Linked DNA regions of Homo sapiens: region 2 is linked to region 1. Evidence: chromatin loops called from intact Hi-C (ENCODE). Cell type or tissue: heart left ventricle. All regions are shown on one strand. Links, peaks and the distances in the headings refer to the core of each region. The heading gives the core; the rest is flanking DNA.

The links. Peaks named below come from ENCODE experiments on the same cell type or tissue, not always from the same donor. Only the 100,000 strongest peaks of a DNase experiment are listed, where the experiment ranks them.
Region 2: it touches region 1 in a loop (2.3-fold over the local background); 7 of 110 quality-filtered maps call a loop at or near these places.

The regions. Positions count from the first base shown.
Region 1 is chr15:72,460,706-72,463,626 of GRCh38, reverse strand. The region is part of intron 1 of TMEM202-AS1 (TMEM202 antisense RNA 1); the gene reads left to right. Among named protein-coding and RNA genes, the nearest start is that of TMEM202-AS1, 12 kb to the left of the region's middle. RefSeq lists an enhancer at 1,352-1,621. In heart left ventricle, for the core only: a CTCF peak has its summit at 1,338; a DNase peak (open chromatin) is centred at 1,356; H3K4me3 peaks cover 1,302 bases; H3K27ac peaks cover 1,016 bases.
Region 2 is chr15:72,390,926-72,393,846 of GRCh38, reverse strand. No RefSeq gene overlaps it. Among named protein-coding and RNA genes, the nearest start is that of TMEM202, 5.9 kb to the left of the region's middle. In heart left ventricle, for the core only: no CTCF peak of the experiment used is centred there; no DNase peak of the experiment used is centred there; H3K27me3 peaks cover 493 bases.

The DNA.
Region 1 (2,921 bases), core at 181-2,680:
AGGTCTGACTATATACAAAGATGATTATTCAATTTTAAAGTAGTGGCCCTTTGAAGAAAACAAAGCAATATTCATTTGTCAAATTGCTGAAAATGCTACTGTGCTCTTCTTGTATGCCTGTATTTTTATTAGTTAATTCAACAAGTCAGTTGTTCACTAACATGTCAGGCACTGTGCTAGATGTTGAGGTTAAGAAGATAAATAGGCCAGGCGCGGTGGCTCACGCCTGTCTGTAATTCCAGCACATTGGGAGGCCGAGGCGAGCGGATCGCCTGAGGTTGGGAGTTTGAGACCAGCCTGGCCAGACGGTGAAATCCTGTCTCTATTAAAAATGCAAAAAAAAAAAAAAAAATTAGCCAGGTGTGCTGGCATGCGCCTGTAAACCAGCTGCTCAGGATGCTGAGGCAGGAGAATCACTTGAACCCAGGAGGCGGAGGTTGCAGTGAGCCGAGATCCCGCCATTGCACTCCAGCCTGGACAACAGAACGAGACTCTGTCTGAAAAGATAAATAAATAAAACCATTTCAGCTCTCAAGAAGTTCTCAGGCTAGTAAGAGAAGCAGACATGTAAACCATTAATTATAAGTACTATAGTAGAAGTATGATCTGAATGTTAGGGAAGCAAGAATATATGTATCTAACTCAGTGTAGAAGGCACACAAGCGTGTCATGGAGGCCTTCCTAGGGAAAATGTGGCCTGAGCTGGCCAAGCATGGTGGCTCACGCCTGTAATCCCAGCACTTTGGGAGGCCAAGGTGGGCGGATCACGAGGTCAGGATATCGAGACCATCCTGGCTAACACGGTGAAACCCCGTCTCTACTAAAATATATATTTTTTTAAATTAGCCAGGTGTGGTGGCGGGCGCCTGTAGTCCCAGCTACTTGGGAGGCTGAGGCAGGAGAATGGCGTGAACCTGGGAGGCAGAGTTTGCAGTGAGCCAGGATCGTGCCACTGCACTCTAGCCTGGGCAACAGAGCAAGACTCCATCCAAAAAAAAAAAAAGTGTGACCTGAGCTGAGTATTGGAGGACAAATAAATGATGTTCTGGGAAGAGGAATGTGAATGTATATATAAAATATGTAAGTGTGAAATACGGCATATTTGAGCCATGCATTATTTGGGGAACTGCCAGAAATTCAGCATGCCTGAAATTTTGGGTGTATATAAGACTGTTAGGGCCAGGCACGGCGGCTCATGCTTGTAATCCCAGCACTTTGGGAGCCGAGGCAGGCGAATCACATGAGGCTAGGAGTTTGAGACCAGCCCGGCCAACATGGCGAAACCCTGTCTCTACTGAAAATACAAAAAATTAGCCAAACCTAGTGGCACTTGCCTGTAATCACAGCTACTCGGGGGGAGGGCTGAGGCACAAGAATCGCTTGAACCCGGGAGGCAGAGGTTGCAGTGAGCCAAGATCGCACCACTGCACTCCAGCCTGGAGACAGAGCGAGACCCTGTCTCAAAACAAAACAAAAACCTGCTAGAAATGCCATTGTCCCTTCTTGTACCCTTCCCCTAGAAAGGTCCCTTTTTTATTCTTTTTTATCCTCTTTCACTTTCTCTTTACATAACTTGGCTCAAGGCTCCTCGGCTTGCAAATGATAAGAGGTGGAAATCAAAGCCCTGATTCATCTCTCTGTCTCTAGTCTGTACTCCTTCTCTTATGCTACTTTGAAGATTTTCCATTCTTTGAATAAAATTTGTCATTATTTTACTAGGATTTTTGTGAGGGAGATTGTGATAGGTTGTGCTTTACTAGACTAATTTTGGTCATTACATTTAGATTTTATAGAGCTAATAGGATGAGTGCAAGTAGGGGAAGATGTACTCCATATTAATTCAATTAAATATACATATACTGAATGCAGTTGAACGTAACTATTGTGTTAGCTATTATTGAAAATACAAATCAGATTACATTTTCTGTCCTTAAGAAGCTTATATTCTAATACAGGAAATCATGCAGGAAAAAAATCTAATGCCAGATGGTTCGTCAAACAGCTGTCTGTTAAGCTTAGCACTAGGGCCATGTTTCTCAACTTTTATTTCCATTATCAGCCCCCTTATGGAACCCTTTTAGACCTGTTTTTCCTATTCAGCACCCCACTGTAAAATTTTAACACCATAGATACACTGTATATGCTTTAATGGACTGTATGTGTATCTATGCTTTATATATAAAACATACTTTTTTTCATACCCTCCCAAAAAAACAATTTTTTCCTCTTGGGGAGTAATATTGCCCATGTTGAAAATGTGTACACTAAACTAGAGTTACCATTTGCAAGGTCTAAGATTGGGAGTAAAATTCTAGTTTCAGGATTTTAGTAAATATCTAACCATATATTATAATTTAGAAATTAAATTTTCTGAGTTCAGGTAAAACGCACAGCACTGTCAGCATCAGATCAAAAAATAAAATAATTGTATATGCACATACTTGTGTGGCTAAGCTTAAGCTTGTCACGTTGTGCAACTTCAGAGAGTATATTTACAGTATAGTCTGTGTGATGGGAAGGAAAGGAGGGAATGAAAAATCATTTGAAATTATAACCATGATGTGATTAAAAGACAAAATCATCTTAAAGTTTTCTTGACATTCCTATCTTGAACAGAATTATGTGTTTGTCCTTTGCAATATATAATTAATTCTCTGTGAATGTTTAAGTCACCCACATATTAATTTACATACAGGCCAAAAATGTATACCAACCAGAATATTCACAGAATATACACACTTATTTTATTCTTGAATATAGAGCTAAGAACATGAATGCTGTGCTAATTTTTACTCCATAAAGACATTATAAATCAGTTTTATCAAAGCTTAAGTACCCACCCTAGGACAAAAATAAATTATTCTGACCTATATGCCAAGGAACTAAAGGAGATCTCCAGCCACCAAAAAACCTGTGAGGAA
Region 2 (2,921 bases), core at 266-2,765, 70 kb after region 1:
CTTGAGGTCAGGAGTTTGAGATCAGCCTGATCAACGTGGCAAAACCCCATCTCTACTAAAAATATAAAAATTAGCTGGGCATGGTGGCAGGTGCCTGTAACTCCAGCTACTTGGGAGGCTGAGGCAGGAGAATTGCTGGATCCTGGGAGGTGGAGGTTGCAGTGAGCTGAGATCACACCATCGCACTCCAGCCTGGGCAACAAAAGCGAAACTCTGTCTCAAAAAAAAAAAAAAGAAAAAAAAAGAATAATTTGAATATATGAATCAAGAAGCTTAAAAATGTTTGCATCTTTTGTCTCAGTAATTTCATCCCTAAAATCTATAAAATCAATAACTAAGATTATTACAGCTTATTTCTATAACCTCCCATCTACCAGGAACTGTGCTAGGTGCTTTATATACATTAACCTACTTGCTTTCTGAATCACATTTTTTCACTTTATTTTCTGATTTGTTATTGCTAATGAATAAATTATTTTTTCAATGTATTTACCTTTTATCTGATCATTTGACTGAATTATTTAAATTCTAATCATTCTATTGGCCAATTTCTCTTAGATTTTCTAGGTAAACATCCTATCATCTGCAAATGATGATCATTCTGTTTCTCCCTTTACAAAATATGTCATATTGCACTGGCCAGGCACGGTGGCTCATGCCTGTAATCTAACACTTTGGGAGGCCGAGGCAGGTGGATCACTTGAGGTCAGGCATTCGAGACCAGCCTGGCCAACATGGTGAAACCCTGTCTCTACTAAAAATACAAAAAAAAATTAGCTGGGTGTGGTGGCATGCACCTGCAATCCCAGCTACTCAGGAGGCTGAAGCAGGAGAAACGCTTGCACCTGGGGGGCAGAGGTTGTAGTGAGCCAAGACCACACCACTGCATTCCAGCCTAGGCAACAGAGCAAGCCTCCATCTAAAAAAAAAAAAAAGTCATATTGCATTGATTAGACCCTTTAGAATAGTCCTCATGAAGTATTAAGGGTGGTGGACATCGTTATATTACTCTTGACTTTAATGGAACTGGCTTTATTGGTCTTTGTCTATTTGTGTATTCATTTCTGTGTTAAAGAAGTTCCATTCCATTTCTATTTTATCAAGATTTTAAAATTTAGAATGGCTGTATCAAATTCCCTCTTAGCCTCTAGAATATGGCTTTTCTTCTTTAATCTATTTAGTGTAAAAATTTCATTGATACATTTCTTAACATTTATCTAATTTTACATTCCTCTAATAACGTATTTATGAACATAGTACATTATTCTTTAATATACTGCTAGGAGTATTTGTTTATATACTCAAGCCAAGAATAATCTAGAATTTTAAAAATATATCCACATGTTTAGATTTTTTTTTTTAGTTTTAATATATTATGGTCAAATAACATGTCCTACAAGAACTCTTTTCCTTTTGGAATTTAGTAACATTTGTCATTTAGCCAGTTTTCCTAAACGTCCTTTAGGCATTTAAAGACAATGTGTAAAAAAAATAAAAAATAAATAAAATATAAAAACAATGTGTAAAGTATAAAGTTTTAAATATATTTGTGTAGAATATAAGATTCTAAATCTATCACATTAAAATTATCAATAATATTCAGGTTGTTCCTATTCTTGTTAGTTTTTTCTCCACTTGGTAAAATAAAAAATAGTCCTGGCACAGTGGCTCACCCCTGTAATTCCAGCACTTTGGGAGGCTGGAGGCAAATCGCTTGAGCCCAGAAGTTCAAGACCAGCCTGGGCAACATGGTGAAACCCCATCTCTACAAAAAAAAAAAAAAAAAAAAAGTTAGCCAGGTGTGGTGGCGCATGTCTGAGGTCCCAGCTACTGGGGGGACTGAGGTGGGAAGATTGCTTGGGCCAGGGAGGTCGAGGATTCAATGAGCCGTGTTTATGCCACTACATTCCAGCCTGGGTGACAGAGTGAGATCCTGTCTCAAACAGATAAATAATAAAAATGAAATAAAAATAGACTGTTAGCTCTTTATAGGTGCACATGAAAAGACGCCCCTAATATATTATCAACTGAAAAATTTACAAAATAGTGGTTACATCACGCCCTGATTTTTTGTTTTGAAGGATTATAAATGTGTGTATATAGAAAATAGTGGGGCTGGGCTGGGCACGGTGGCTCATGCTTGTAATCCCAGCACTTTGGGAGGCCGAGGTGGGCAGATCACCTGAGGTCGGGAGTTTGAGACCAGCCTGACCAACATGGAGAAACCCCGTCTCTACTAAAAATATAAAATTAGCTGGGCGTGGTGGCGCTTGCCTGTAATCCCAGCTACTCGGGAGGCTGAGGCAGGAGAATCACTTGAACCCGGGAGGCGGAGCTTGCAGTGAGCTGAGATCGTGCCATTGTACTCCAGCCTGGGCAACAAGAGCGAAACTCCATCTCAAAAAAAAAAAAAAAAAAAAAAAAAACAGAAAGAAAGAGAGAAAATATGCTGGGCGCCATGGCTCATGCCTATAAGCCCAACAGCTTGTGGGGCCAAGGCAAGCAGATCTCTTGAACATGGAAGTTCAAGACCAGCCTGTGCAACGTGGCGAAACCCTGTCTCTGCTAAAAATACAAAAATTAGCCAGGCATAGTCTCAGCTATTTGGGAGGCTGAGGTGGGAGGATCACTTGAGCCTGGGATGTCGAGGCTGCAGTGAGCAGTGATTGCGCCACTGCACTCCAGCCTGGGCGAGAGAACAAGACCCTGTCTCAAATAAAAAGAAAGAAAAGAAGAAAAGAAAAGAAAACGATGGTCATACATAGAAATAACCAGCCAGGCGTGGTGGCTCACACCTGTAATCCCACCACTTTGGAAGGCCAAGGTGGGTGGATCACAAGATCAGGAGTTCAAGACCAGCTTGGCCAACATGGTGAAACCCCATCTCTACTAAAAATACAAAAATTAGCCAAGCGTGGTGG